2 separate regions of the Homo sapiens genome follow, and region 1 is linked to region 2. A link is a loop called in an ENCODE intact Hi-C map of the cell type or tissue named here. Cell type or tissue: heart right ventricle. All regions are shown on one strand. Links, peaks and the distances in the headings refer to the core of each region. The heading gives the core; the rest is flanking DNA.

Region 1 (16,165 bases), core at 7,749-15,748, 240 kb after region 2:
TATAGAACCTTCCACCCCACAATTGGAAAATGCATGTTATTCTCAAATAAGCATTGGGCATGTACAAAAATTAACCTCTTGCTATATCAAAAGTAATATTTAACATACTTCAAAGTATCTGATTTATAGGACATGTTCTCTCACCACAGAACAGTAAGTTAGAAATTAAGTAACAGCATAAAGAAGACACAAAAAAGCTCAAGTCATGAAAGAAGAGATTGGTACAATTAAGAGATTTTGTTCATCAGATAATGAACCGTGAAAAGTAAAAAACTGAAAAACAGGCCCTAAGCTGGGAGAAGATTTTGTGATAAGATAAAACTGACAAATGATTACTATCCAGAATATATTAAGGGTGACAAAGGAAAAAGTCTGTTTTAAAGATCAACAGGCCGGGTGCGGTAGCTCATGCCTGTAATCCCAGCACTTTGGGAGGTCGAGGCGGGTGGATCGCTTGAGACCAGGAGTTCGAGATCAGCCTGGGCAACATGGCAAAAACCCATCTCTACTAAAAATACAAAAATTAGCTGGGTGTGGTGGCATGTACCTGTAGTCCCAGCATGTACCTGTCAGTCCCAGGAGGCCGATGCAGGAGAATCGCTTGAACCCAGGAGGTGAAGGTTGCAGTGAGCTGAGATCAAGCCACTGCGCTCCAGCCTGGGTGACGGTGAGAGTCTGTCTAAAAAAAAAAAGCTGGATTCAGTGGTTCATGCTTGTAAGCCAAGCATTTTGGGAGGCCGAGGCGAGCGGATCACTTGAGGCCAGGAGTTTGATTCCAGCCTGGCCAATGTGGTGAAACTCCACCTTTTGTATTTTTCTCTACTAAAAATACAAAAATTCGCTGGGCATGGTGATGCGCACCTGTAATCCTAGCTGCTTGGGAAGCTGAGGCATGAGAATCACTTGAACCCAGGAGACGGAGGTGTCAGTGAGCTGAGATCAGGCCACTGCACTCCAACCTGAGCGACAGAGCAAGACTCTGTCTCAAAAATCGAAAACAATAAAATCCCCAACAACCCAGTTTAAAAAATGGGCCAAAGAAGCGCATAAGCACTTCACGGAAGAGGAGCTAGGAACGGCCAATAAACATGAAAAGATGCCCAATCTCAGTAGTAACAAGGAAAATACAATATGAGACCAGAGAGGCATTTCTTTTTTTTTTTTTTTTTTTTTTTTTTTACAAAAATAAAAAAGTCTAACAGTGTCTAGGTATGGTGAGGATGAGGAGCAACGGAAACTCGAACGCGGTGCCAGTGAGAACATGGTGCAAATTGTTTTGGCCCCTTTGGGAAGCAGCTTGGTCTTATCTAGCACAGTTGACGGGCCCACACTCTGCGTTCCAATTAGTCTCCTCGTAGGTCTTCACCCTCATGCTGTGGGACACTGATGTACTTCATCTTACTGATCCCCTTAGTCTTTGGGGTGACCAGAGTCTGTGGGACCACAGCCGTGTCCAGAACTCTACACACCTTCTAGTTTACCTCCAGTGTGCCATTTAACTACCATAATTTTCTCTGGTATTTCTCGTGGTGGTAGAAAAGTCAGGAAGCATTTGAAAATGAGTATGAGAGTGTTTATGTCAACGTTTTGTAGTAGCCGAAAGTTCCAAACAATCCACATATCCATCAATGAGGGAATGGCTGGATGGTGGCATATTCATGCAATAAATACCATAAAGTTGTGAAATTAGACCGTAGCTGCCTGCGTCAGTGTTAGCTGTGTGTCATCATGTTGAGGGAAAAGCACAAAAATGCACACAGTGTGATACCATTTACATAAGGTTTCAAAATAAGCAAAGTAGAGCAGTGTAATTTAGGGTTCCAAAAATGTGTGGTGTAACTATAAATGAAAAAAGGCCATGTTAAACACGGAATCCAGGAAAGTGATTCCCTTTGGTGGGGTGAGAGGTGGGGACAGGCAGGAAGATGTGCTTGGGAGGGTTGATGTGACTCTGGAACTAGTGCATTCTTTTTAGGTTGGGTGGTGGATGAAATGGTGTTTATTTTGTTATTAGTCTAAGTTACAAATGCTTTCATATGTGTGAAATATAATTAAACAACCAATACCAAAGTGGTATCTTTTTGTTTTTGTTTGTTTGTTTGTTTTGATACGGAGTCTCGCTCTGTCGCCCAGGGTGGAGTGCGGTGGCGCCATCTCGGCTCACTGCAACCTTTGCCTCCCGGGTTCAAGTAATTCTCCTGTCTCAGTCTTCCGAGTAGCTGGGATTACAGGCGCCCGCCAACATACCCAGCTAATTTTTGTATTTTTAGTAGAGACAGGATTTCACCATATTGGCCAGGCTGGTCTTGAACTCCTGACCTCAGGTGATCTGCCTGCCTCGGCCTCCCAACGTGCTGGGATTACAGGCGTGAGCCACCGCGCCCGGCCCAAAGTGGTAACCTCTTTATCAACAATGACAAAAACCAAACACCACCCTCCCCAGAAACAAAAGCAAACAGAAAACCCCACCTAATGCCCCCTCATCAGTTTGGAATTGCATTTGGCCAGGTCAGAGTAGCTTGGGCACAATACAGCTTTCTTTCACCTAACAGTAAGTTCGGGGCTGGTAACGGTGGCTTTCCTGGTCACCAGGGACCAGGCTTTTTCTACTTTCGGCCCCATCATTCTAGTTCATGCCTTCTATCTTCAGGGTTACCTCAAGGTGCAGGATGGTTAATGGGGCCCCTGCCATCACATCTTCATTTAAGGCAGGAAGAAAGAAGGAAGACGGGGAATGGCAAAGGTGTACCTGCAAACTGCCCACCTATGGAGCTTTCGGAGAAGTCCCAACAGCGGCATCCCCTCATCTTTCACTGACTGCACCGTAGTCACATGGCTGTGCCTACCTGCAAGGGAGACAGGAAAATGTCTCTTTTCTTAGCTGGGTACATCACCTCACCAATAGCTTAGGGCTTATGCTATTAAGAGGAAGGAGAGAATGTCTAGTAAATGGCAATGATAGTCTTCTCTTTCACAACACACATATATTTAGAAGTTCAAAATCACTTCCAAATAACTTTCCATGTACACCCAGCGTATTTTTTTTTTTTTTTTTTTGAGACAGAGTTTCACTGTTGTTGCCCAGGCTGGAGTGCAGTGGCGTGATCTCGGCTCACCACAACCTCTGCCTCCCAGGTTCAAGCGATTCTCCTGCCTCAGCCTCCCAAGTAGCTGGGATTACAGGCACCCACCACTATGCCTGGCTAATTTTGTATTTTTAGTAGAGACGGGGTTTCTCCATGTTGGTCAGGCTGGTCTCAAACTCCTGACCTCAGGTCATCTGCCCGCCCTGGCCTCCCAAAGTGCTGGGATTACGGGTGTGAGCCAACATGCCCGGCCTACCCCCAGCATCTTAAAGTCAGCAGTGGCACATGGAATCTCCATCATTCTTTGAGTATTTGACTTCCTTTCTGCTATTTAAAAGGCCCATGTGTTTAGGTGAGGCCCACCTGGATAATCTCCCTTTTGATTAACCCAAAGTGAACTGATGAGAAAACTTATTTACATATCTGCAAATATCTCTTTTGTCATACAACAAAACATAATCTTGAAATGACACGAACAGTTCCCACTCACGCTCAAGGTTGGAGGGCGGGTTATGCAAAGCAGGGGTCACTGGGGGTCATCTTAGAATTCTGGCTGCCACAGCCTGCCCTCTGGCCTCCAGTGATCCATAGCTACACCCACATGCAAAATACACTCACCCCATCTCAAGGTCCCCCAGTCTCATCCTCTTATAGTATCACTTCAAGTCTAAAATCTCATCATCTTAATCTAAATCAGGTGTGAATGGGGCGTCTGGGTATAATCCATTAAGTACCACTCTTGGGGCGCTATTTCTTTCCATCTGTGGACCTGTAACACTAAAGACACAAATATCTGCCCCAGCCCTCCCAACTTGCAAGGGTGGGACAGGCATAGGGTAACAATCACTCTGGTTCAAAAGTGAGGGAAATGGGCCAGGCGCGGTGGCTCACGCCTGTAATCCCAGCACTTTGGGAGGCCGAGGCAGGTGGATCACATGAGGTCAGGAGTTTGAGACCAGCCTGGCCAATATGGTGAAACCCCATCTCTACCAAAAACACAAAAATTATCAGGGTGTGGTGGCACATGCCTGTAATCCCAGCCACTCTGTGCTATGTGGGCAACATAGCAAGACCCCCATCTCTACAAAAAATAAAAAATTAGTCAGGCATGGTGTCACACACCTGTGTTCCCAGCTACTCAGGAGGCTTAGATGGGAGGATTGCTTGAACCTAGGAGTCTGAGGTTGCAGTGAGCTTTGAACATGCCACTGCACTCCAGCCTGGGCAACAGAGCTAGACCCTGTCTCAATAAATACATAAATAAATAATAGGAGGAAACGGAAGGTAAAAAGGTGCCACTGGCCTGGCCCAAAGCATTTTTGAACTCTAGTGAGGCAAATTCCAGTGGAAGTTCTTTTGTTCCGTTCCAAGGCCTGGGGTAGTCTCTCAGCTCTGCCCTCTGTCCTCTTGGTGCCACCCTCTGGGATCTTGGCTTCATCCTCTGAGTCATCTTTCCCTCTGCATGGACGGTAGCATGTCTATCAGCCACTTCCTGTCTGTAGCCACCCCCTTCATTTTTCAGTGTCTCTGTTCCCTTCAGTCTAGGCCAGCCAGTGTTTCTGCTGGTATAATTTTCTGAAGAGCCTGTGGGCCGGATGAGGATTTCCTGAGAATTCACTCCAGTAGACAGAAGCCACATCCATAAATGTCTCTGAGATAATCCCTTCTCTACTTTCAGCTTCTGGTGAGATGGTGGAGGGACAGTGCTCTTGAACTTCCTTGAGGTCCTCTGTTTTGACTAAGAAAAATATATGAGGAACACCCTGACTCTACTGAGTCATTTATGTGGCCAGGTACCCTGACCTTTTGGTCTTCCTGGGTTTCAGCAAAGGGTTGTCCAGACCCACACTTGGTTTTTCCTCTGTGCCTCTCATCAGAAGCCATTTCTGACTTTTGGCATCTCTTGTCATCTGGGAAGGCTGCGCATTTTCAAACTTGTCCAGTCCTGGTTCTTTTTTTGCTGAACAGTTCTTTAATTTCTCTCTCTCCTGTTGCCTCTTAACCATAAGCAGCAAGAAGAAACCAGGCAGCACCTTCTACACTCTGCTTGGAAACCTCCTCAGCCATCTCTTCAGGTTCACCATTTGCAAATTCTGTTTCCAGCAATTGCAGGATGACATATTCAGTGAGCTCCCTGCCCTCACATCACAAGAACCCTCCTTCCTCCAGTTTCCAGTAACATGCCCCTCGCTTCCTTCTGAGCCTTCGCTGGCAGTCTTGTGAGCCATCTAGGTTTCTGCTGTTTGCAGCAATTTTGCCTTTCTCTGAGGTGATTTAGGAAAGTTCTCACTTTATTCTGAGAAAGAAGCAATGTCTTTACTGTGCACATTTCCTAGTAGCCTGTTCAAGGGAATCTAGACTTTCCCCATCCTGCTTCTCAGAGTCCTTCTAGCCTCCACCTATTGCCTGGTTACCAAAGCACCTTCACATTTTAGGTATTTGTTACAGTAGCACCCCATTTCCTGGCCCTAAAATCCGAACTTTTCTTTTCTTTTCTTTTTTTCTTTTTTTTTTTTGAGACGGAGTTTTGCTCTTGTCACCCAGGCAATGGCATGAGCTCGGCTCACTGCAACTTCCACCTCCCACATTCAAGTGATTCTCCTGCCTCAGCCTCCTAAGTAGCTGGGATTACGGGTGTGTGCCACCATGCCCGGCTACTTTTTCTTGCATTTTTAGTAGAGATGGGGTTTCACCATGTTGGCAAGGCTGGTCTTGAACTCCTGACCTCGGATGATCCACCTGCCTTGGCCTCCCAAAGTGCTGGGATTCCAGGTGTGAGCCACCACACTCGGCCCTGAACTTGTTTTCTATTGCTTGCAACTACAAGTGCAGCTTAAAACTATACTATTTAACTTACGTTTTCCACAAGTCAGGAGTCTGGGCACGGGAGAGCTGGACCCTCTGCCCAGGTCTCACACGGCTGCACTCAAGGTATCGGCTGGGCTGCGTTCCTTTCTGGAGCTCAGGGGCCTCTTTCAGACTCACAAGGTTGTTGGCAGAGTTCAATTCCTTGTGGTTTTAGGACTGAAGTCTCTGCATCTCTCCCCTTGTCTCTCTCTGGCTCACAGCCGTGGACCACTCTCAGCTCCCAGTGACTGTTGTCAGGTTGCCCCGTGATGCCCTGGAGAGCTGCCCTGGCATCACACACGTCTCACACCTCAAACCTCTCTGACTTCTCTTCCGTGACCAGCTGGAGAGAACTCTGGGCTTTGAAGGAGCACACGTAATTAGGTTCGGCCCAGCAAATAACCTCCATATCTCAAGGTCAGCTGATAGACAACCTTAATTATATCTGCAGAATCTCTTCTGCCATGCAGCATAATCACAGAGTGAGCCCAGGGGGCAGAGACCATGGAGCCATCTTAGAATTCTGCCCACCATAGTGACCTTCCATGCTTTTTCTGTGCTTATATTATTCTGCAGGGGACTTCTTACACATGTATATACATACATACAGGGTTCTTTCTGTCAAAGGTTTTTTTTTTTTTTTTTTTTTTAAAGGGATCGTCTGTGTAGTGTGGGTAAAAGGAATGAAGAAAAAAATAAAAAGAAAACAATGAGGGAATCATATACTTAGTTTTCTGTATTTTTCATACCAGATCCTCTCTGGAAAATACATCGTGTGTTATACCTCCAATTCATTCATCTTAATGGTTATGGAATATTCCTTGGTGTAGACGAAACACTCTATGTATTTGGGGATTGTTAGGAACAATTTTGCAACATACATTCCTACATATACTATATTTCACCAAGAAAAGATGTTATCAGTAGTAAGATCACCAGTGTTAACCACCATAAAAAATACAATTAAACTAGGACATAATACTTTCTTATTACCTAGGATTTTTATTTTTGTACTTAAGCTGTATTGTAGCTAAAGATTTATTTCAACACAGATTGTGATCTGTGTTCGTTTTGTGCGTACGCAGAAAGGTATGCAGGAGTGAAATGAATTAAGATTCTAAGTCTTTTCAAATGAGAGCCGTCCCTGTCCACACTCCCCACACAGTATCATTTTCTTTGTCCTCAAGAGGATTGGTGATGTGGCACCCCCTGCTGTCTCTAGTACATTCTTCCAAGCCACCTGCCATTCGGTCTGCAGGTTTGTTGCAGATAACAGCTGGAAGGCATGTTCATGCCTTGGATGGTCCTGAATGAACTGAAATGTTTCAGAACCTTGCCCCAGGCAACAAAAACCAAGCTGTAGCCTCACAGCTGCAGCCTGGCCGACATTCCACAGAATACAGGATGCCTTCCAGTTCCAGAGATGTTAGAAGATAAACAAGTGTGTTTAGGAGTTGATGGAATTGATCCCATCAACGTTCATTCATTCATTAATTCATTCTTGCAGTAGAATGAAAACTATGTACACTTAAATATTTTTACTTATTTTCACCAAAGTTATATATATATGTGCACAGTTAAAGCAATAGTTTCTCATTACCGATTAAAAGCAAAACAGCAGTTCTCTGCCATAGCCGTTCCTTCTTCCCAGTTTTGAACTCCCCATAACCACTTTCAACTGTGAACTCTTTCTTTCTGGCTTTTAATTCCCTTTTTTTTTTTTTTTTTGAGACAGAATTTCCCTCTTGTTGCCCAGGCTGGAGTGCAATGGCACGATCTCGGCTCACCACAACCTCTGCCTCCCAGGTTCAAACGATTCTCCTGCTTCAGTCTCTCGAGTAGCTGGGATTACAGGCATATGCCACCACGCCCGGCTAATTTTGTATTTTCATTAGAGATGAGGTTTCTCCATGTTGGTCAGGCTAGTCTCAAACTCCTGACCTCAGGTGATCTGCCCGCCTCGGCCTCCCAAAGTGCTGGGATTACAGGTGTGAGCCACCATGCCCGGCCTAATTCCCTATCTTTAACAAACGTATCCTACTATGTCTTGGTTTTTAAAAATTTCAGACATTTTCTAGTGACTTCCTTCAGTGGAAAATGAGAACTTAGGTCTTTTCACCACCCGCCTCTCCAAATTTCCAATTCCTATTGCCCGATCTTCTCAATAGAGCCATGTTTTTTTTTAAATTAATAATCAGGGTTTACCTTTTTATGATCATGTATAGCTTTTCACAACTAAAGATGGGTCTATACAAATATTGTTTTTCCTTCCTGTCCAACTTTTATTTTTCTTTGTAGTTAATTATTGTCCTTCTTGCTTGTCCATTCTTTTCCTTGCTACTTTTCATTATTTCCGCATTCCCTTAACACTCTGTTGTCTTCCCTCTTTTAAGATGTTCAGATATATTCGATATCTTATCAATTTCAGCTTCTTGGAGCTATCTTCCTTGTCTCTGTTGGACTGGGGGCTTATGACGTAAAGAAATGTCTTTGCTGGGTTTTTTTTTTAAAAAACTTTTATTATAAGAGGTATTTTTATACCATAAAATTACCTGTTTTTAGTATACAATTGAATGAATTTTTAGTAAATTTACAAAGTTGTGTGATCATCATCATCACAGTCCAGTCTTAGCAATTTTTTTTTTTTTTTGAGACGGGGTCTCACTCAGTCACCCAGTCTGTGCAGTCACCCAGGCTGGAGTGCAGTGGTGTGATCTCAGCTCACTGCAACCTCCACCATCTCCCAGGTTCAAGCAGTCCTCCCGATTCAGCCTCCCGAGTTAGCTGGGACTACAGATGTGTGCCACCATGCCTGACTAATTTTTGTATTTTTGGTAGAGACAGGGTTTCACCATGTCACCCAGGCTGGTCTCGAACTCCTGAGCTCAAGCGATCCGCCTGCTGCGGCCTCCCTAAGTGCTGGGATTACAGGCGAGAGCCACTGCACCCGGCCGGCACGTTTTCATCACCAAAAGATCCTTTGTGTCTATTAGCAGTCAGCCGGTCCCACCCCCAGACCCAGGCAGCCCCTGATCAGTTTTCTGGCTCTATACATTTGCTTTTTCCAGATATTTCGTATATATAGAGTCATACCTGTGTGTTTTTTTTTTTTTTTTTTTTTTTTTTTGCATCTAGCTTTTTTCACGTAGCATATTTTTGAGGCTCATCCATGTTGTAAGAGGTATCATCAGTATTTTGTTCCTTTTCATTGCTAAACAGTAGCCTATCGTATGGATAGATTTTGTTCATCTGTTCACCCGTTGATGGACATTTGGATTATTTCTCCCTTGTTGACTATTCTGGATAATGCTGCTGTGAACATTTGTGCATAAGCATTTGCGTGGACGTGTATTTTTTACTTCTCTTGGGCATATACCTAGGAGTTGAACTTATGAGTCACAGGTAAATTCATGTGTAACATTTTAACAAACCGACAAGCTGTTCTCCACAATGGCTGCACCATCTTACTTTCCAGCAATCGTGTATGAGGGGTCCAGTCTTTCTGCACTCTTGATATTGTTTAACTTTTTTGTTGTTGTTGTTTGGTGAGACGGAGTCTTGCTCTGTTGCCCAGTTGCAGTGCATTGGCGTCATCTTGGCTCACTACAACCTCTGCCTCCTGGGTTCAAGCGATTCTCCTGCCTCAGCCTCATGAGCAGCTGGGATTACAGGCACTTGCTACCACACCCAGGGAATTTTTGTATCTTTAGTAGAGACGGGGTTTTACCATCTTGGACAGGCTGGTCTTGAACTCCTGACCTCAAGTGATCCACCCACCTTGGCCTCCCAAAGTGCTGGGATTACAGGTGTAAGCCACCATGCCTGGCCTGTTTACCTTTTTTATTATAACCATGGTAGTGGGTGTGAAGTGGTATCTTATTTTGGTTTTCCTCTGCATTTCCCAAATGACTAATGATGTTGAGCATTTTTTATTGTATTTTACTGTACTTATTGGCCATGTATATTTATTCTTTGAAGAAATGTTTATTCAAATCCTTGTCCATTAAAAAATGTGGTTGTGGCTGGGCACGGTGGCTCATGCCTATAATCCCAGCAGTTCGGGAGGCTGAGGTGGGTGGATCACCTGAGGTCAGGAGTTTTGAGGCCAGCCTGGCCAACATGGTGAAACCCCATCTCTACTAAAAATACGAAAATTAGCCAGGCATGGTGGCACACACCTGTAATCCCAGCTACTTGGGAGGCTGAGGCAGGAGAATCGCTTGAACCTGGAAGGCGGACGTTGCAGTGAGCTGAGACAGCACCACTGCACTCCAGCCTGGGCAACAAGAGCAAGACTTCGTCTCAAAAAAAAAAAAAAAAAGACAGATGCAGGGGAGGGAAGGGAGTTGGAATCATTTTCTAGATGGCAAGGAAAGACTCCCCCACCAAAGTTAAAACTCAAGATACTTAAAAAAGCAATAGGGCCGGGCGCGGTGGCTCACGCCTGTAATCCCAGCACTTTGGGAGGCTGAGGCGGGTGGCTCACGAGGTCAGGAGATCGAGACCACACTGGACAACATGGTGAAACCCCGTCTCTCCTAAAAATATAAAAATTAGCTGGGCATGGAGGCAGGCACCCGTAATTCCAGCTACTCAGGAGGCTGAGGCAGGAGAATCGCTTGAACCAGGGAGTCGGAGGTTGCAGTGAGTCGGAGGTTGCAGTGAGCCAAGATCGCACCACTGCACTCCAGCCTGGTGACAGAGCGAGACTCCGTCTCTTTAAAAAAAAAAAAAAAAAAAAAAGAAGATTGTAGCTCTGGAACAAAAGAGACAAATAAGCAGTGGTGCCTGAGATGAAACAGCGCCCTCCATAGGGCTGTCGCTGTTGGTGGCGTGCCCAGCGCCATGCTGGACGCGGTGAGCAGGACTGTGCTTCGCTGGTCACCGTGACCCTCTCTAACGAAGGGCTCACAGCTTCCCGGGGTAACTGGCTACAGCCCCTGGTTTCGGCTGGAGGAAGTTCTCGGTTACGCCACGCTGCTCTCTCCTCGGCACAGCCCCGGAGAGCTCTGTCTCCATCTGTGTCTGCCTAACAAATGGCTTAAGCATTTTATCTCCTCAGTTACCCATTATCTTAATTAGGTTTTCAGTTGCTTTTCAGAGAGCGCGATTGTTGTTCCCTGAGTAAGACTCTAATTAGTGTGAGGCGGTCCAAGTTTCATCATGGAAATAATACCCTAGAGTATGTAAAAAAATAATTTCTTCCCCGTCTAAAAAAATGGAACCTCTCATTTTGCCGAAAATTTGGAAAGTAAGTGAAAGTATAGAGAAAGGAGGAGAAATCACCTGTCAGGTCACCTCCCGGAGAGAATCATTTTCAACGCTTTGGTGCTTTTCATTCTGGTGTTTTCTTAGTGTATGCATTCATTTACTTCATTTATTGATCGATTAGAGATGGGATTCTGGTGTTTTCTCAGAATATGCCTTCATTTTCTGACTTCATTTATTAGAGATGAGGTCTTGCTCTGTCACCCAGGCTGGAGCCCAGTGGCACAATCATAGCTCACTGCAGCCTCCATCTCCTGGGTTCAAGTGGTACTCCTGCTTCCACCTCCTGAGTAGCTGGGACTAAGACGTGTCCCACCACATCTGGTTCATCTTTTTATTTTTGTGGATTTGGGGTCTTGCTGTGTTGCCTAGTCTGCTCCCAAACTCCTGGCTTCAAGTGATCCTCCCGCCTCAGCCTCCCAAAGTGCTGGGATTACAGGCATGAACCACCATGCCCAGCCTACATTAGCTTTCTTTAGGTTAGGTTTCTAAAGTATTCTGTAAATATAATTTTCATATACAGGACACCTCTCGCTTCTTTCTTCCTTTTTTTTTTCCTACGTAGGTCAAATTCTAACACCCCTCGTTTCTTAATTCGGTCCCTTTCCTCAGTCCTAGCACTCAGGGGCCACATGTGGTTGACTCCTGGGTCATGAATCCAACATGATTTGCTTCTGATCTTTAAATATATTACTGGCCAGGTGCAGTGGCTCATACCTGTAATCCCAGCACTTTGGGAGACTGAGGCGGGAGGATTGCCTGAGCACAGGAGTTTGCGGCCAGCCTGGGCAGAATAGTGAGACCCTGTCTCTATAAAAAATACAAAATTAGCTGGGCGTGGTGGTGTGCACATGTAGTCCCAGCTACTTGGGAGGCTGAGGCAGAAGGATTGCTTGAGCCCAGTTAGGTGGAGGCTGCAGTGAGCTGTGATCGTGCCATTGCACTCCAGCCTGGGTGACAGAGCAAGACCCTCTCTCAAAAACAAAACAAAACAGCCTGAATTTTGCTTATTCACCATGTCTAGTCACCTTGCTAAATTCACTTGTTAATTATAATAATTTTTCCATAGATTCTTTTGCATTTCCTACATACACAATCACATTGTCTGCAAAATAATGATAATTGAACTTCTTTCTTTTCTTTTCTTGTTTTTTTTAGATGGAGTCTCACTCTGTTGCCAGGCTGGAGTGCAGTGGTGCGATCTCAGCTCACTGCAACCTCTGCCTCTCGGGTTCAAGCAATTCTCCTGCCTCAGCCTCCCGAGTAGCTGGGACTACAGGCGCGTGCCACCACACTCAGCTAATTTTTTGTATTTTTAGTAGAGACAGGGTTTTACCATGTTGGCCAGGATGGTCTCGATCTCTTGACTTCGTGATCTGCCTGCCTCGGCCTCCAAAGTGCTGGGATTACAGGTGTTGGCCACTGCGCCTGGCAACTTCTTTGTTTTCAATCCTGTATCTTTCCCCTATTTTTCCCTGCCTGTTGTACTGGCTAGGACCTAGTACAAATTTGAAGAGAAGTGGTTACAGCAGGCATCCTTGTCTTGTTCCTGATGGCAAGAGGAAGTTACGTATATATTCTCCCTAGAATTGTTTCCCTCATGGCAGAATTGGTTCCCAAAATGAGGCTAATATGTTCCTGTTTAGCCACAGTTCCTTCGTAAGGCTTTTTTTTTTTTTTTTTTTTTGAAATGGAGTCTCGCTCTGTCACCCAGGCTGGAGTGCAGTGGCGTGATTTCGGCTCACTGCAACCTCCGCCTTATGGGTTCAAGCAATTCTCTTGTCTCAGCCTCCCGAGTAGCTGGGATTACAGGTACCCACCACCATGCCTGGCTAATTTTTGTATTTTTGGTAGAGACGGGGTTTCCCCATGTTGTCCAGGCTGCTCTTGAACTCCTGACCTCAGGTGATCCACCTGCCTCAGCCTCCCAAAGGGCTGGGATTACAGGCATGAGCCACCGCACCCAGCCTTTGTAGGGTTTCTATAATGAGAATAAAATGGAATTAGATGCAAAATGCCCAGAGTCAGGCTGGCCATGGCATAGAGAAATGCTTACCAAATGATGCCTGAGAAGTTCTTTTTTGTACATTTGAAATGATTTTCTTTCAAGGACTGCTTGATGGTCCTACGGCTCTGTGTCCTTTGCTAGCTTAGAAAAGGGTGCCTCAGCTAACAGAAGACTCGTTTCAGGCCCATCTGACCTCTGTGTTTTGCAGCAGTAACTGCAGAGTTTATTGAGCAGCGCGTCCCCGGTTGTTACTAGGGGCCACTTTAAAATCATCTCTTGGCCGGGCGCGGTGGCTCACACCTATAATCCCAGCACTTTGGCAGGCCGAGGCAGGCGGATCACGAGGTCAGGAGATCGAGACCATCCTGGCCAACATGGCGAAACCCCATCTCTACTAAAAATACAAAAAATTAGCTGGCGGGGGTCGGGGGTAGTGGGCTTCTGTAATCCTAGCTACTCGGGAGACTGAGGCACAAGAATCACTTGAACCCGGGAGGCAGAGGTTGCAGTGAGCTGAAATGGCACCACTGCACTCCAGCCTGAGTGACAGAGCAAGACTCCTTCTCAAAAAAAAAAAAAAAAAAAAATTGTCTCTTGCCGGGCATGGGGGTGCGCACCTATAGTCCCAGCTATTCTGAGGCCCTGAGGCCAGAATTTCGAGGCTGCAGGGTATTATGGTGACCACGCCTGTGAATCCACACTGCACTCCAGCCTGGGCAACATAGCAAATAAGTACAATGGTCTCCGGTTCCCCAGTAGTGGTAAAGTTCCCCAGCCCAGGAACGTTTCATTATCCCCTCCGTCTCCACTCCTAGTCACTTCATCTCTGAGGCCTGCGAGTGGGGATGGGTGACAGAAACGGTTCCAAGTTGTATATATCATTATTCCAAACCATCAAGAGCCAGGGAGGGAAGAGAAAACAGGATCAGGAGGCGAAAGCTGCCGGCTGAGTTTATAGAGGAATTGAGCAACGTTCAGGAAGAGCCTGTGTTTTTCTTTCCAGGGCTGTTCAGAGTCCGTGGGAGCTGGTGACGGTCACCAGCTGCTTGTCCAGTTTCCCTGTGCACCCCCGGCACGCAGAGCCCTGCCCTCTCTGCCAGCAGCGGGTCACTAGGCACTGCCTTCTCGAGGAGGGGAGGGGGGTGGCCTAGACAAAGCCGTGTGGCTGTGGCTGCATGCTGTCTCCCTCGCCGCTTCCTCCAGGAGTGAGTTTCTCACCTTGGAGATGAGGATGTGCTCAGCAGCTCGGCTTGGCCCAGGCTGGGGAGGAAGGCCGCTAACAGAGCTTCAGGGACATGGAGCTCAGCCCTCCTTTCCTTACGGCCTCTGCTGTGAGAGTAGAAGAAGATGTCAACAACGACCGTCCCATCCCCATCTTCCCCATTGCCCCGGCGCCCTGCACTTTCTACTCCTTCTATCCCATTGTCAAAGGCAGACATTTCATGACCAGGCAGGCCTGTCTGCAAACCATGGTCCCTTACGAGGCCTACGCTGCTATTCCAGCCTCTGGCCTTGTTGCATCTTTTTTTTTTTTTGGAGACAGGGTCTTGCTCTGTTGCCCAGGCTGGAGTGCGGTGGCGTGATCGTAGCTCACTGCAGCCTCGACCTCCTGGGCTCTGGTGATTCTCCCCTTCAGCCTCCCAAGTAGCTGGGACTGCAGGCACACACCACCACACCCAGCTAATTTTTGTATTTTTTGTAGAGACTTGGCGATGTTGATCAGCCTCGGCTTGAACCCAAGCCATCCTCCCGCCTCGGCCTCCCAAAGTGCTGGGATTACAGGCGTGAGCCACTGGGCCTGGCCTTGTGTTCTCTTCTTAAAATGTCAGAAAGTGTACATTTTGCTTCTGAGGCTGGGACCCCATGTATTAGCAGATGTTTGGAGCCAGGCAGTTTCCTGAGGGTTGCTGGGGTGAAGCAGGGCTGCCCACCAAGGTCCCAGTTACCCAGACCCCGCCTTATTCCTGGGCTGGGTTGCTTTTCTGCCTCTCCACTAGAGTGGATCAACACGGGGCAGTAGGGGAGACCCGCGCCCGCCGGCTTCCTCTGCAGGAACTGACAGACACTTATCCTGAGAAGGACTGAAATCAACACTAGATCAAACTGGATGCTCCCACCAAGCTCTCCCAGCGCTTGTGGGTGTCACTTTGCTCCCTGTAAGGAACCGCTGTGGACAGGGCTTTGGGGGAGGGGGAGTGCCCTGGCAGTGGCTCCCCTCCCTGGCTGCTGTTCTAGAAACTTCCAGATGGCATTTACCAATACAGATTTCTGGGCATCCCTTAAACCTACGCAGCACCTCTGATCCCAGTGAACTCAGTCACGCCAGGGCAGGAACATTCCCAGGGGTCCTTGAAGAAGACGAGGGCGTTGGGGCCACAGCTGACCTCGGCCTGTCTTGTCCCTCACATGGGGTAGGCAACAGAAGACATGGGCGTATTCTGGCTTGCAGCCTGGAGGTGTCTCCTTCACCCACAGCAGGGTCTGGCGCTTTATTTAAGATGAATAACTTCCCATCTAAAATTACTGTTATGAAAGGCTGCGGCCGTCCTGCCATTTTGCTTTATTAGAATTCATTTGTTTTGAAATAGTGGTTTCTTTTCGTTGTTGTTGTTTTGTTTTGTTTTGAGACGGAGTCTCGCTCTGTCACCCAGGCTGGAGTGCAGTGGTGCGATCTCAGGTCACTGCAACCTCCACCTCCTGGGTTCAAGCCATTCTCCTGCCTCAGCCTCTCGAGTAGCCGGGACTACAGGCGCCCACCTCCACGCCCAGCTAAGTTTTGTATTTTTAGTACAGACGGGGTTTCACCATGTTGGCCAGGATGGTCTTGATTTCTTGACCTCGTGATCCACCTGCCTCGGCCTCCCAAAGTGCTGGGATTACAGGCGTGAGCCACCGCGCCCGGCCAGAAATAGTGGTTTCTTGATGATGTATTTCTCACTGAACTTATTTCATGTTG
Region 2 (16,165 bases), core at 4,472-12,471:
GGAATTATAAGCATGAGCCACTGCAACTGGCCCCTTTAGTATTTCTCAGAGGACAGGCATCCAAGTGATGAATTCTATCAGCTTTTCTTTATCTGGGAATGTCTTGATTTCACCTTCATTTTTGAAGGATAATTTCACTGGTATAGAGTTCTTGGTTGACAGTCTTTTTCCTTCAGCACTTGTAATATTCATTCCATTGCTTCTGGTCTCCATAGTTTCTGATAAGAAGTCAGCTATTGATCTTATAAAGGTGTCCTTGTATATTATTTTTTCTCTTACTGCTTTCAAGTTGTTTCTGTCTGTAGCCTTCCACAGTTTTTTGTTTTATTTTTTTAAGATGGAGCCTCACCCTGTCACCCAGGCTGGAGTGCAGTGGCACGATTTTGGCTCACTGCAACCTCCGCCTCCCAGGTTCAAGCAATTCTCCCTGCCTTAGCCTCTCGAGTAGCTGGGATTACAGGCACCTACCACCATTCCATAAGGAGGGAACCTGGGAGGTGGAGGTTACAGTGAGCCAAGATTGCGCCCACTGCACTCCAGCCTGGCAACAGAGAGACACTTTGTCTCAAAGAAAAAAAAAAAAATTAGCCCAGCTAATTTTTGTGTATTGAGTAGAGATGGGGTTTTGCCATGATGGCTAGGAGATCTCCAACTCCTGACCTCAGGTGATCCTCCAGCCTTGGCCTGCCAAAGTGCTGGGATTATAGGTGTGAGCCGCACCTGGCTGCTTTCCACAGTTTGACTGTGATATAGTTACGTGTGGATCTCTGAGTTTATCCTAGTTAGAGTACATTGATCTTCTTGGCTCTGTAGATTAATGTTTTTCATCAAATTTATGGAGTTTTGTCCACTATTTCTTCAAATACTTTTTGTGCCCCTTTCTCTCTCCCCACTCCTTATGGAATTCCAATTACGCGTATGTTGCTATGCTTGATGGTACAACACAAGTCTCATAAGCCTTTCTCCCCTCTTTCTGCTCCTCATACTGGTTAATCTCAATTTACCTATCCTCGAGTTTGATGATTCTTTCTTCTGCCAGTTCACATCTGCTGCTGAGCCCCTCTAGTGAAGTTCTAACTCAAAACTTCTATTTAGTGTTTTTTGCTGTTACTGGATTTCTGTTTTTGATTTTTTGAGACAGGGTCTCACTCTGTCACCCAGTCTACAGTGCAGTGACATGATCATAGCTCACTGTAGCTTCAGTCTCTGGGCTCAAGTGCTTCCTGAGTAGTTGGGACTACAGGAATGTGCCACCATGCCCAACTAATTTTTAAAACTTTTGTAGAGATGGGGGTATATGTTGCTCAGGCTTGTCCCAAAGTCCTGAGCTTAAGCAATCCTCCCACCTCAGCCTCCCAAAGTGTTGGGATTATAGGTGTGAGCAACTGCACCCAGCCTCTAATAGAGATACCTGATTTTGGTATCTATTGATATTCTCTATTTGGTGGAACATTGTTCTTCTGCTTTCACTCTTTAGACAACATTTCCTTTAGTTATTTGAACATATTTATAACAGCTTCAAGTCTTCGTCTAATAAGCCCAACCCTGGAACTCCTCAGGGCCAGTTTGTATTGACTACTTTTTATATATTTTGTATATGAGCCACACATTTCTGTTTCTTTGCATGTATCGCTTTTTCTGCATAAAAATGGAGATTTTAGGGCCAGGTGTGGTGGCTCACGCCTGTAATCCCAGCACTTTGGGAGACCGAGGAGGGTGGATCACAAGGTCAGGAGTTCGAGGCCAGCCAGGCCAAGATGGTGAAACCCCCGTCTCTACTAAAAATACAAAAATTAGCCAGGGACGGTGGCGAGTGCCTATAATCCCAGCTACACCGGTGGCTGAGGCAGGAGAAATGCTTAAACCAGGGAGACAGAGGTTGCAGTGAGCTGAGAACGTGCCACTGCACTCTAGCCTGGGTGACAGAGCAAGACTGTGTCTCAGAAAAACAAACAAAAAACAAACAAACAAAAACTGGAGATTTTAAATACTGTATTATGGTAACTCTGGTAATCAGATTTCCTTCCCCGTTTTCAGATTTTCTTGCTCTTGGTTCTCGTCTCTGCTCAGTTTAGTGTTCAGCTAGCGACTGTACAGATTTCCTTAAATGCTTTAAGCGAATAAGTCTTCCAGTTTTTGCCAAGGGTCCCCTGTGTGTTGGGGTCCATCTTCAACACCCCAGCAGTCGACAAGCCTGCGCTTAGCTTTCACTTCCTGCCAGTTCAGAATCTAAGGACAACAGATGTGAGACATTGGAGGTGTCTGTGGTATTTCACAGGCATCTGCATGGCCTTATATATTGTATGTCCTTCTAGATCACTGGAACATGTTAGACCTTTTCAAAACCCTGTATAGACCTCTCATGCTCGAAATTATCATTTTATGCTTTCTGGCCAGCCTCTTGTGTGTCTTAGCTGGTACTGCCACCCCAGGGAGCTGCAATGTTATTCAATTGCTACTGATTGTTTTTGAAAAATGTCCTGGGAATAGGGTATTAACCTTCTAGGGGAGTTGTTACTGAAAGTGGATAAAAGTCCTCTGAGGCCGGGCGCGGTGGCTCACACCTATAATCACAGCACTTTGGGAGGCCAAGGAGGGTGGATCACGAGGTCAAGAGATCGAGACCATCCTGGCCAACATGGTGAAACCCTGTTTCCACTAAAAATACAAAAATTAGCTGGGTAGGCCAGGCGCGGTGGCTCACACCTGTAATTCCAGCACTTTGGGAGGCCGAGGCGGGTGGATCACGAGGTCAGGAGATCGAGACCATCCTGGCTAACATGGTGAAACCCCGTCTGTACTAAAAATGCAAAAAACAAATTAGCCTGGGCGAGGTGGCGGGTGCCTGTAGTCCCAGCTGCTTGGGAGACTGAGGCAGGAGAATGGCGTGAACCCCGGGGGGCGGAGCCTGCAGTGAGCCAAGATCGCACCACTGCACTCCAGCCTGGGCAACAGAGCGAGACTCCGTCTCAAAAAAAAAAAAAAATTAGCTGGGCATGGTGGCACGTGCCTGTAGTCCCAGCTACTGGAGAGGCTGAGGCAAAAGAATCACTTGAACCCAGGAGGCGGAGCTTGCAGTGAGCCAAGATCACTCCACTGCACTCCAGCCTGGTAACAGAGCAAGACTTTACCTCAAAGGAAAAAATTTAAAAAGTCATCTGAGTGGGGCTTTTCTAGACAGTTGCCTTATAGGTGAAGTACTGACAATTCTCTGAAGATAGGGCTTTTTGGCGAGTTTCAAACCCATTTTCTCTCAAAATGGTTAATTTTTTTTTTTTTTTTTTTGAGACAGTCTCGCATTGTCGCCCAGGCTGGAGTGCAGTGGCACGATCTCTGCTCACTGCAAGCTCTGCCTCCCGGGTTCACGCCATTCTCCTGCCTCAGCCTCCCGAGTAGCTGGGACTACAGCCTCCCAAGTAGCTGGGACTATGCCCAGCAAATTTTTTGTATTTTTAGTAGAGATGGGGTTTCACCGTGTTAGCCAGGATGGTCTCAATCTCCTGACCTCGTGATCCGCCCACCTTGGCCTCCCAAAGTGCTGGGATTACAGGTGTGAGCCACCACGCCCGGCCTAAAGTACTGGTTTTTACAGCTACTGTGGGTAAAGGCTGTTGGGTTTTTTTCTTTTTTTTTGAGATGGAAGGGTCTCACCCCTATTGCTCAGATTGGAGTACAGTGGCATGATCATGGCTCACTGCAGCCTCGACTTCCCGGGTTCAGGCGATCCTTCCACTTCAGCCTCCCAAGTACCTGAGACTACAGGCTTGTGCCACCACGCCTAGCTAATTTTTGTATTTTTTGTAGATATGGGGTCTCGCCATCTTGCCCAGGCTGGTCTTAAACTCCTGGGCTCAAGCAATTTACCCACCTTAGCCTCCCAAAGTGCTGGGATTACAAGTGTGCACCTGGCCAAACCTATTGGATTTTAAAGCTATCAGAGTTGGGAAGAAGGAAATGGGAAGTCCACATGCTACAAAGCTCACTGGTCTCGTGAAAAGAAATTAAATCTTGGGACCCCAGGCTGGGCATGGTGGTTCACGCCTGTAATCCCATCACTTTGGGAGGCTGAGACGGGCAGATAACCTGAGGTCAGGAGTTCGTGACCAGCCTGGCCAACATGGTGAAACCCCATCTCTGCTAAAAATACAAAAATTAGCTAGGTGTGGTGGTGGGCACCTGTAATCCCAGATACTCAGGAGGCTGAGGCAGGAGAACTGCTTGAACCTAGGAGGCAGAGGTTGCAATGAGCCAAGATCGTGCCACTGCACTCCAGCCTGGGGGACAGAGCGAGACTCCATCTCGAAAAAAAAAAAAAAAAAAATCTTGGGACCTCAAACTCGTTAAGCCAAAGGGAAAAGTCAAGCTGGGAACTGGGTTGTGCAAACCTGCCTCCCCATTTTTGGGTTTCTAAATAAGATGGCTACAAGATGAAAAGCTACAAGCCTCCCTCACATTTTGCTCACAAGGAAATTCCTAGTGAGCTGCAAGATCTTTAAGGTGTTTCTGTGAAAATTTCACCAGGGCAATGTAAACTGATAGCTTACCTTTTACAGGTGCAGTCAACCCCCTGCCCACCAGACACAAATGCATATCTGATTGCTCCCCTGCCCCATTTTGTCTATGTTATCTTATGTAAAAAAAAAAAAAAAAAAAAAGTACAGGCCAGGCACGGTGGCTCATGCCTGTAATCCCAGCACTTTGGGAGGCTGAGGCGGGTGGATCACCTGAGGTCAGGAGTTCGAGACCAACCCCAGGCAACATGGTTAAACCCCGTCTCTACTAAAAATACATATATTAGCCAGGCGTGGTGGTGGGCACCTGTAATGACAGCTATTTGTGAGGCTGAGGCAGGAGAATCGCTTGAACCCGGGAGGCGGACGTTGCAGTGAGCTGAGATTGTGCCACTGCACTCCAGCCTGGGCAACAGAATGAGACCCTCTTTGGGGGCGGGGAGAAACAGATTCACTGAACCAGACAACAGGCATGAATGACTATTTTTCCTACCTCCTTCTTACATGAAAATTGTGTACTTCTCAATATCTCGCCCTTTCCCCTTTAATGGTGGGGTCTCAAAATTACTTTTGGAGAAAGACATAGACCTGTCTCCCAGGTGTGCATCGTTAACTTTGGTGAATAAACCTCCTAAAATAATTGACGCTTGTCTCATCATTTTTCTCGATTGACAATCTTAGAGATATTCAGGTATTTTTCTTAAATTCCCCGAATTGTTATAAGCCTTTGGTTAATTTCTAAAGTTATGGAGAAGTTGGTTTTGACCATTTTTGCCAGGATTTGTGTGACTTTTATGGAGGAGGAGATTTTCAGTTATTTTGGAGTTTTTTTTTGTTTGGAGATGGAGTCTCCCTCTGTTGCCCAGGCTGCAGTGCAGTGGTGCGATCTTAGCTCACTTCAGCCTCCGCCTCCCAGGTTCAAGCAATTCTCCTGCCTCAGCCTCCCAAGGAGCTGGGACTACAGGCGTGCACCACCAAGCCTGGCTAATTTTTGTATTTTTAGTAGAGATGGGGTTTCACCGCATTGGCCAGACTGGTCTCAAACTCCTGACCTCATGATCTGCCTGCCTCAGCCTCCCAAAGTGCTGGGATTACAGGCGTGAGCCACTGCGCCTGGCCGATTATCAGAGGTGTTTATTCTGCTGTTCTGGAAGTGATCCTGCCTCCCAGCTTACCTTTGATTCAGCAAATGAAAAAACTGTAAATGCAATACTGTGTTTTTGCAAAAATATTGGCAAAAAATTTGTAAGTTTCTAACCAGCCTGGTAGAGGTGAGAGGTTTTCTTGCATGCAGTTGGTGGAAGGTAATTTGTCAAGCTTTCTGGAAGGAAATTTGGTACTTGTCCCTACAAATTGGAATCCTGAATTTCCTGTTTGATGGATCCCCTTGGGGCAGAGACTCCACGGAGTTAGAGAAGGAGCATTTTCCTCCCAGGCCTGAGGGCAGAAGGAGGGCGTTTGCGGAACAAAAATTAAGATTCAGGCCGGCGTGGTAGCTCACGCCTGTAATCTCAGCACTTTGGGAGGCCAAGGCAGGTGGATCACAAGTTCAGGAGCTCGAAACCATCCCAGCCACCATGGTGAAACCTTGTCTCCACTAAAAATACAAAAATTAGCTGGGCGTGGTGGTGGGTGCCTATAATCTCAGCTACTCAGGAGGCTGAGGCAGAAGAATCGCTTGAACCCGGGAGGCGGAGGTTGCAGTGAGCCGAGTTTGCGCCACTGCACTCCAACCTGGTGACGAAGCAAGACTCTGTCTCAGGAAAAAAAAAAAAAAAAAAAAAAAAATTAAAGCTCAGTGCTCCTGGGAAAAGCAACTACAATTTGTCGTCAGAGGGCAGTGTTTTGCCCTGTTCTTCTGGAGAGAGGCGGGACTTCCTCCAGGTGTGTTCAGGAGTCCCCACAAATGGCTTCAGGAAATTAGAGGCCTGGAAGGCTCCCCCTGTCTTCACAAGCCCAGGCTCTACACTCTGGAGCCAAACACAGCAGCCCAAGAGGGCGGGAATCCCATTCCCATGGGCGGTGCTATTTCTTCCTTCCTTTTTTTTTTTTTTTTTTTTTTTTTTCGGAGACAGAGTTTCACTCTTGTTGCCCAGGCTGTAGTGCAATGGCGCAATCTCGGCTCACTGCAACCTCCGCTTCCTGGGTTCAAGTGATTCTCCTGCCTCAGCCTCCTGAGTAGCTGGGATTACAGGCATAAGCCACCATGCCCGGCTAATTTTTGTAGTATTAGTAGAGACGGGGTTTTACCATATTGGCCAGGCCTGTCTCAAACTCCTGACCTCGTGATCCACTCACCTAGGCCTCCCAAAGTGCTGGGATTACAGGCGTGAGCCACCGCGCCTGGCCAAAGTGCTATTTCTGTTCCCATTCTGTGGACAAATAAATGAGATCTTAATGGGGTATTTGGGGTACGAGCTGGAGGGGTTGCTCTCAGCCAGTGTCTTTGCCTGCAATATTGTCCCCCATTTCATGCACACCCCAATACTGAAACTTACCCCATTGCTCTTGCAGTAGACTGAACATGTTCCCCCCAACATTTATATGTTGAAACCTACCCTCTAAGGTAATGGTATTATGAGACATGGGCCTTTGGGAGGTGATTGGGTGTTACCCTCACGAATGGCATAGTGCCCTTATATTAATAAAAGGGATGGCCGGGTGCGGTGGCTCACACCTGTAATGCCTGCACTTAAGGAGGCTGAGGCTGGAGGATCATGAGGTCAGAAGTTCAAGACCAGCCTGCCCAACATGGTGAAACCCCGTCTCTACTAAAAATACAAAAAATTAGCTGGGCATGGTGGCAGATGCCTGTAATCCCAGCTACTTGGGAGGCTGAGGCAGGAGAATGGCTTGAACCGGGGAGGTGGAGGCTGCAGTGAGCCGAGATCATGCCACTGCACTCCAGCCTGGGTGACAAGAGTGAAACTCCATCTCCATCAATCAATCGATCAATCAATGGGACCCCAGAGAGCTCCCTCTTTTTCCACCACATGAAGACACAACTAGAAGTCTGTGATCTGGAACCCAGAAGAGGACCCTCACCAGAAGCTGACCATGTACCCTGATCTCAGATCTTCAGTCTCCAGAGTTGTGAGAAATAGATATCTATTGTTGATAAGGCAGCCAGTCTATGGGACTTTGTTATGGCAGCCGAGACTGTCAAAGACAGCTCTAGAGGGGCTATGTGTCCAGGAGGGGATGAATCAGTCTTTTACTTCTTCTTTTTAAGACAGGGTCTCGCTCGGTCACCCAGGCTGGAATGCAGTAGTGTGATCTCAGCTCACTGCAACCTCTGCTTCCTGGGCTCAAGCGATCCTCCCACCTCAGCCTCCCAAATAGCTAGGACTACAGGCACGTACCACCATGCCCAGCTAGTTTTTGTAATTTTTGGTAGAGACGGGGTTTCGCCATGTTGCCCAGGCTGGCCTTGAACCTCTGAGCTCAAGTCATCTGCCCACCTCGGCCTCCCAAAGTGCTGGGATTACAGGCATGAGCTGCCGCGCCCACCCTCTCCTTTACTTCTCAGCTGTGAATGTTCTCCCATATCCTCGGACTCCCAGCCTGCTCCCAGGCTTCACAGTCCTATCTGATGAAGTAGGGGAGCACCAGCCACCCCCTTATCTCTCTAGCTCAGTCTATCCCCTCCAGGGGCTCTGGACTTCTCTCCAGGGCAGCCTGACCTAGGGGCGACACAGGAGTTTCCTTGACACTGGTACTATCTCTGAACATCTCTGCCTCCATCTCTGTTTTGAGGCTGGTCCATGGAGTCAATGAAGGGGTCCCCTCCTCTCCCCCAAAACCCTCATCTTAGCTCCTGCTTTTCCCAGGCCCTAAGATCCTGGGGGCAGGTCTTGTAGAGGGGGAGCCCTTGTGGGGGGCTTCAGGTACCCGCACTCTTTAGGAACAGGCACAGGTCTTGATGTTGCAGGCACAGGTCTGGATATTGATGGGAAATTGCGGTCAGAGTGGACAGCACCACCCATTCCCGGCATCTCCCATGATTTGGTCTTCAAGCCTTCACCTCATTCTCTGCCCACCTGGATCTTGTCAGCCCCAGAGAGAACCTGAGTCCAGAGGAGAAGCAGAACCCAGGCCACTGGGCAGTGGCAACCGCACAGACACCGACATCCCTGGGAGAGCCTGAGCCCACCGCCCAGAGCTCAGAGCCTGGAATAAGCAGCCCAGCGAAGAGCCCCGCTCCACCGCCCAGAGGAGCACCAGAGTGAGCTCGGCCTGGAACCCAGAGACCATCTTCAAAATCTCATCCCCAACCTCTCATAAATGCCACCTTGTCCCTGGCCCCCCTGTAATTACTTCAGCCCCTTGTTCCCTTCACAGCAGTAATTTTTTTTTTCTTTTTGAGACAGAGTCTGCCTCTGTTGCCCAGGCTGGAGTGCAGTGGTGCAATCTCGGCTCACTGCAACCTCCGCCTCCCGGGTTCAAGCAATTCTCCTTCCTCTGCCTCCCAAGTTGCTGGGATTATAGGCCAGCACGCCAGGCTAAATTTTTTTTTCTTTTTTTGAGACGGAGTCTCACTCTGTCGCCCAGGCTGCAGTGCAGTGGCGCAATCTCGGCTCACTGCAAGCTCTGCCTCCCGGGTTCAAGCGATTCTCCTGCCTCAACCTCCGGAGTAGCTGGGACTACAGGTGCCCGCCACACGCCCGGCTAATTTTTGTATTTTTAGTAGAGACAGGGTTTCACCGTGTTAGCCAGGATGGTCTCGATCTCCTGACCTCGTGATCTGCCCGCCTGGGCCGCCCAAAGTGCTGGGATTACAGGCGTGAGCCACCGCGCCCGGCCGATTATTTTAATAAGATGATTGAACATCTTCCTTATTAGATTGTAACCCACAAGGGCATTTATGTTGCCTGCGATGTCCCCCGGTCCTAGGGCAGCCCACCTGCTGATGCAGTTCTGAGTGCTGCCACCAGGGGGCAGGGCTGCCTCGCACTTGTCATGGGGACAGCGGCAGGACCCTCAAGAGGGCTTTAACTTGGTTGGGTTCGTATCTGCACCGGGCCATATCTGCACCTGGGAATACTCCACTCCCTCCCTGAGGTGTGAGTGGGGATGCTCCCAGCTCCAGGAGACACAGCTGTGGTGTCGCTGGCCAGGGTGCAGCTTTCTAGAGAGGTTCCATTTTCACACCTCCAAGTTCAGACCTTTTCTTTCCCTCTGCAGACTGGGGCGAGCGACCACCCAGCCCAGTGTAGAGGGGGTCTCATGTCTTACCACTCTTCATTTACACTTTTTTTTTTTTTTTTAAAGACGTCGGGTTAGCTCACCCCTGTCATCCTAGCACTTTGGGAGCCCCAGGCAGTCAGATCACGAAGTCAGGAGATGGAGACCATCTTGGCCAACATGGTGAAACTCCATCTCTACTAAAAATACAAAAATTAGCCGGGCATGGTGGCGGGCGCCTGTAGTCCCAGCTACTCAGGATGCTGAGGCAGGAGAATTGCTTGAACCCGGGAGGCGGAGGTTGCAGTGAGCTGAGGTCATGCCATTGCATTCCAGCCTGGTAACAGAGCAAGACTCTGTCTCAAAAAAAAAAAAAAAAAAAAAAAAAAAGGGACATAGGGTCTGGCTCTGTTTCCCAGGCTGGAGTGCAGTAGTGCAATCACAGCTCACTGCAGCTTCCAGCTCCTGGGCTCAAGCAATCCTCCCACCCCCGCCTCCCAAGTAGCTGGAACTACAGGTGTGCACCACCACATCTGGCTAATTTTTCTATTTTTATTTTTTGTAGAGATGCGGGTCTCACTATGTTGCCCAGGCTGGTCTCGAACTCCTGGCCTCAAGAGAGTCTCCTGCTTTGGCTTCCCAAAGTGCTGGGGTTACAGGCATGAGCCACTGTGCCCAGCCTTCACTCTGACTTTGAACAGGCCTCCTGTTCGCAGCCCACTGCACATCTCCACCCTCTGGCGCATATGCTTCCGCCAATCCCAGAGCCTTTTCCTCTTTGACTCCCCTCCCGAGGAGTGTTTGCCTCTGAAGAACTTAGGCTTCAGGGTTTTTTTTTGAGACAGGTTTGCTCTGTTGCCCAGGCTGGAGTGCAGTTGTGCGATCTCTGCGCACTGCAACCTACACCTCCTGAGTTTAAGCGATTCTCCTGCCTCAGCCTCCTAAGTAGCTAGGATTACAGGCCCCTGCCACCACACCCAGCTAATTTGTGTATTTTTAGTAGAGATGGGGTTTCACCATCTTGGCCAGGCTGGTCTTGAACTCCTGACCTCGTGATCCACCTGCCTCAACCTCCCAAAGTGCTGGGATTATAGGCGTGAGCCACTGCACCCAGCCTGGGCTTCAGCTTTGCTCTACCAGGGGTTGCCATTAGTAATGTTTCTCCTAACACTGTGTGGACGTCTCTTTTCTACCTTTAACTGTATTCATGTTCCCTTTATCTTGGTGGGGTTAAGCCAAAAAAGGGGGATGGGGGCTGGATGCAGTGACTCATGCCTGTAATCCCAGCCAAGGCAGGAGGATCACTTGAGCCTGGGAGATCTAGACCAGCCTGAGCAATATAGCAAGACCCCGTCTCTACAAAATAAAATTAAGAAATTAGCTTGGTGTGGAGTGCGTGCCTGTACTCCCCACTACTCAGGAGGCTGAGGCAGGAGGATCACTTCAGCCCAGGAGTTCAAGCCCAGTCTGGGCGACAGAGCGAGACTCTGTCTCAAAAAAAAAGTCCTCATTGTGGATTGAGTGAGTTGCAGTGGGGATTGTTTGTGCCAAATCAGTTTCTTACAAGCTCCTCAGTAGGTTTCAAGGGAAGCTTCGATGTCACGTCCTTCAGATTGTGGGGGACAGTTGCTGCTTTGGCATGGTGGTTATCATGAGGCAGTGGGATGGAGAGAAACAAAGGCGATGCAGCTGGTCCATATCCCCAGCAAGTACAAGCACGCATAACGGAAGCATTGCAAGCACACATAACCATGCCAGACACATTGCAAGCGCACATAACAGATGCATTGCAAGCGCTGATAACCATGCCAGAGGCACTGTAATCACACATAACCGTGCCGGACACATTGCAAGCGCAGATAACCATGCCGGATGCAGGCAAGCACACATAACCTTGCCGTATTCATTGCGAGCACAGATAATCGTGCGGAGCCATTGCAAGCGCTCATAACCCTGCCGGACGCATTGCAAGCGCAAATAACCACGCCAGATGCAGCCAAGCGCACATAATCACGCCGGACCCATCGCAAGCGCAGGTACCCATGCCAGACGCATTGCGAGTGCAGATAACCACGCTGGACGAAGGCAAGCGCACATAACGGACGCATTGCGAGATTGCAGGCACACATCACCATGCCAGACTCCTTGCAATCCACGTAAGCATGCTAGTTTGGGGGTTGATACCAGCCCCTCTTCCTTTCCTAACTTTGTAATCCCCCAAGCCATAAACACCAGTGTCAGATGCATAGCAATCAAAATCCGTTTTATTATGAACGACACTGAATTGGAGGAAGTAGAGGGACCGGGGCGGAGGCCGGGGGAGACTGACCGCGTGGGTTTCCCAGCACTTTGCACCTGCCAGTCACAGGTGAAGTTAGAAAACCACAAAGGTCTTCTGTTTGGAAAAGCAGAAGGAACTGTGGACCAGGCTGTCCCAGAGAGACCAGCTAGGGAGGGGACAAGGTGTGCTTGGCTCACTCAGCACTTTTGCAGCACTCACCAGCATGGCAAATCCAGGTGAGAAGAAGGTTATGGGACTGGAGACACCCCCCTGCTTCCTGGAAGGCGTGAAAATACCACTCTCCCCCACCCCCGCAAGAGGAGACAGGAGCCCAATACCTGAGGCATTTCTAAATCCCGGTTTCTTTCGCCCAGGCTGGCTGGAGTGCAGTTGTGCAATCTCGGCTCACTGCAACCTCCACCTCAAGCCATTCTCCTGCCTCAGTGTCTCGAGTAGATGGGATTACAGGCACCCACCACCATGCCCGGCTAATTTTCTTTTTTCTTTTTCTTCTTTTTTAAAAACGTATTTTAAGTAGAGACGGGGTTTTGCCATGTTGGCCAGGCTGGTCTTGAACTCCTGGCCTCAAGTGATCTACCTGCCTCGGCCTCCCAAAGTTCTGGGATTACAGGCATGAGCCACTGCACCTGACCCAAATCCCAATTTATTTCTCAATGGCAAAACCTGGAAACCCAGTTTTTGGAAATAATTGAATCCCTGGCACTTCCTTCTCAGATGACTGGGCAGGATGCACCCCAGACACATGGTAAATGGAAACTGGGGTACAGCAAATAGTGACTTTTTTTTTTTAAGCAAAGAGGCCCAGCATGGTGGCTCATTCCTATAATCCCAGCACTTTGGGAGGCCAAGGTGGGAGGATCGCTTGAGCCCAGGAGTTTGAGACCAGCCTGAGCAATAGAGTAAGACCTTGTCTGTACAAAAAATAAACTAGCCAGCATGGTGGCATGTGCCTGTAGTCCTAGCTACGTGGGAGGTTGAGGCAGAAGGATCACTTCAGCCCAGGAGGTGGAGGCTGCAGTGAGCTATGATTGTGCCACTGCACTCCAGCCTAGGAAACACAGCGAGACTCCATCTCAAAATAATAATAATAATAATAATAATAATAATAATAATAATAAAAAAACACGTTACCAGAGAAATATCAACAGCCTAAAAGTCATCAACTGTGTGCTCCAGTGGACTCAGGCTGTGGCGAGGGATGTCTTTTCTGAAGAGTGGAAGGGAGCTGAAGAGCTCTGTACCTTTCAGGTGAACCCAGAGAGAGTCCCAGCAGAAATACCCATGGGGAGAGGGAACCTGCCATTCTGGGGGTCTGAAGGGTGAAGAGGTCCCCTCATTCATTCAAGGCAAGAGCCAGGTCCTCAAAAGGCCATTTTCTAAAGTCTTAAAAAAAAAAAAAAAAAAAGAGAGTCTCACTCTGTCACCCAGGCTAGAGTGCAGAGATGCAATCACAGCTCTCTGCAGCCCCGACCTCCTGTGTTCAAACAATTCTTCCTCCTCACTTCCCAAGCAACTGGGGCTACAGGCATACACCAACATGCCCGGCTAATTTGGAAATTTTTTGTAGCGACAGAGGCGGGGGGTCTTGCTATGTTGCTCAGGGTGGTCTTGAACTCCTGGCCTCACGAGTTCTTCCCACCTTGCCCTCCCAAACTGCTGGAATTACAGTCATGTGCCACCGCGCTGGGCCGTGGTGGGGGGATTTTAAGTTACAGATTCGATTTCTTATGTCAGTTTCAGTAATTTTCTAGAAAGTTGTTGGTTTTATCCAAATATTTAAATTCATTGGCATGGCCAGGCATGGTGACTCACGCCTGAAATCCCAGCACTTTGGGAGGCTGAGGTGGGTAGACCACTTGAGGTCAGGAGTTCGAGACCAGCCTGGCCAACAAGGTGAAATCCCCTCTCTACTAAAAATACAAAAATTAGCCAGGCATGGTGGCACATGCCTGTAGTCCCAGCTACTCGGGAGGCTGAGGTGGGAGGATCGGTTGAACCCGGGAGGTAGAGGTTTCAGTGAGCTGAGATCATGCCACTGCACTCCAGCCTGGGCGACAGAGCTAGACTCTATCTCAAAAAAAAAAAAAAAAAAAGCAAATTAAAAAATAAAAAATAAATTGACATAGAATGTTGATAACATCTTATAGGCTCTGCCATGATGTCTCAGTTTCCCCCTTTCTAATGGGCCGGAGGAGAGGACAGAGGCTGGCATTCCAGGCAGTGGAACAGTGTGAGCCAAGCTCTAGCACAGATGCTGGAACAGCAGCTGGCCCTGCTCGTCTGGGGTTTAGGCAAACGCCGGGGATGCAGAGGAGGGTCCCAGTGCCTGATGGGCATTCACCTTCTGGTAGAAGTAGCTGCCATGTGATTGGGTGGTTTTATCAGCCTGGGGTCACAGAGGCAACCAAAGTGCCACCTAAGCCACACTGTTGCTTGAAGCCAAGGGACAGGGCAGCTGTCACATCTCCTGCAGCCTCTCCTTGCACCATTCAGGGTCCCCCCCTTGCTGCTGATGTCTACACTATGCACATTCACCCAGGCCCAGTGCGGGCTGCTCCACCACCAGCCATACCCACCCCACCTGAGCTCAGCTGATTATCCCAGCCCTGCCTACCCATCACTCCCAGCCCTGCCATCTGCACAGTTCTGTCCTCTCTGAGCCCTCCACCTCAGCCCTCCACATTTTTTTTCTTTTTTTTGAGACGGAGTCTTGCTCTGTCACCCAGGCTGCAGTGCAGTGGCGCTATCTCGTCTCACTGCAAGCTCCGCCTCCCTGGTTCACACCATTCTCCGGCCTTAGCCTCCCGAGTAGCTGGGACTACAGGAGCCCGCCACCATGCCCGGCTAATTTTTTGTATTTTTAGTAGAGACAGGGTTTCAATGTGTCAGCCAGGATCGTCTCGACCTCGTGATCCACCTGCCTTGGCCTCCCAAAGTGCTGGGATTACAGGCGTGAGCCACCGCGCCCGGCCCACATTTTTTTTTTTTTTAAAGAGATAGAGTCTTGCTCTGTTACCCAGGCTGGAGTGCAGTAGCATGATCATAGCTCACTCTAGTCTCAAACTCCTGGGCTCAAGCAATCCTCCTGCCTCAGCCTCCTGAGTAGCTGGGATTATAGGCACAGGTCACCATGCCTAGCTAATTCTTAAATTTTTATGTAGAGATGGGGTCTTGCTTCGTTGCCCAGGCTGGAGTACAATGGCATAATCATAGCTCACTGCAGCCTCCAACTCCTGGGCTTGAGCTATCCTCCCACCTCAGTCTCCTGAGTAGCTGGGACTACAGGCCCCGGCCACCACACCCAGCTTAGTATTATTTTTTATAAAGATGGGGTCTTGCTATGTTGCCCAGGCTGGTCTCAAAATGCCTGGACTTAAGCAATCATCCCACCTCAGCCTCCCAAAGTTCTGGGATTACAGGTGTGACTACCATACTTACCCTTTTCTTTTCTATTTTGACACTGAGTCTCGCTCTATCACCCAGGCTGGAGTGCAGTGGTGTGATCTCGGCTCACTGCAACCTCTGCCTCCCAAGTTCAAGCAATTCTTCTGTCTCAGCCTCCTAGTAGCTGGGATTACAGGCACCCATCACTATGCCCAGCTAATTTTTGTATTTTTGGTACAGACGGGTTTCACCATGTTGGCCAGGCTGGTCTCGAACTCTTGACCTCAAATGATCCACCTGCCTTGGCCTCCCAAAGTGCTGGGATTACAGGCGTGAGCCACCACGCCCAGCCTAACCCCTTTTCTAGATCCTCCCACATCTCCCTTGCTCGGCCACTGAGCCTGCTGAAGGCCAATGTCACCCCAGGCCCGCTCCTCTGGCTTGGCTCAAGTGAAGACCTACCAGAAAATGAGCCTGTGGCAGTGTAGAAATGCCCAGCTATGCCCCCGGCTATGCCCAGGACACAGCAGGCGGAGAAGGTGTCATCACTTTAGCCACAAAGCTTTAAGCAAGAGTGGTTTTAGTCTGGGCACTGTGGCTCACACCTGTAATCCCAGCACTTTGGAAGGCCAAGGCAGGCAAATCACTTGAAGTCAGGAGTTCAAGACCAGCCTGGCCAACATGGTGAGACTCTGTCTCTACTAAAAATAGAAAAATTAGCTGGGCGTGGTGGCTCACACCTGTAATCCCAGCTACTCGGGAGGCTAAGTCAGGAGAGTCACTT

Evidence for each region. A loop is a pair of places that touch in the nucleus more often than their neighbours do. Peaks named below come from ENCODE experiments on the same cell type or tissue, not always from the same donor. Only the 100,000 strongest peaks of a DNase experiment are listed, where the experiment ranks them.
Region 1: a loop joins it to region 2, with 6 times the contacts of the local background. A loop is called at or near these places in 38 of 110 quality-filtered maps.

The regions. Positions count from the first base shown.
Region 1 is chr7:4,840,635-4,856,799 of GRCh38, reverse strand. The region is part of intron 2 of RADIL (Rap associating with DIL domain); the gene reads left to right. Among named protein-coding and RNA genes, the nearest start is that of SNORD165, 11 kb to the right of the region's middle. In heart right ventricle, for the core only: a CTCF peak has its summit at 10,749; a DNase peak (open chromatin) is centred at 10,799; H3K4me3 peaks cover 918 bases; H3K27ac peaks cover 1,868 bases.
Region 2 is chr7:5,078,898-5,095,062 of GRCh38, reverse strand. No RefSeq gene overlaps it. Among named protein-coding and RNA genes, the nearest start is that of RBAKDN, 15 kb to the right of the region's middle. RefSeq lists a silencer at 118-318. In heart right ventricle, for the core only: a CTCF peak has its summit at 9,439 (motif pointing right); a DNase peak (open chromatin) is centred at 9,442; H3K27me3 peaks cover 4,929 bases.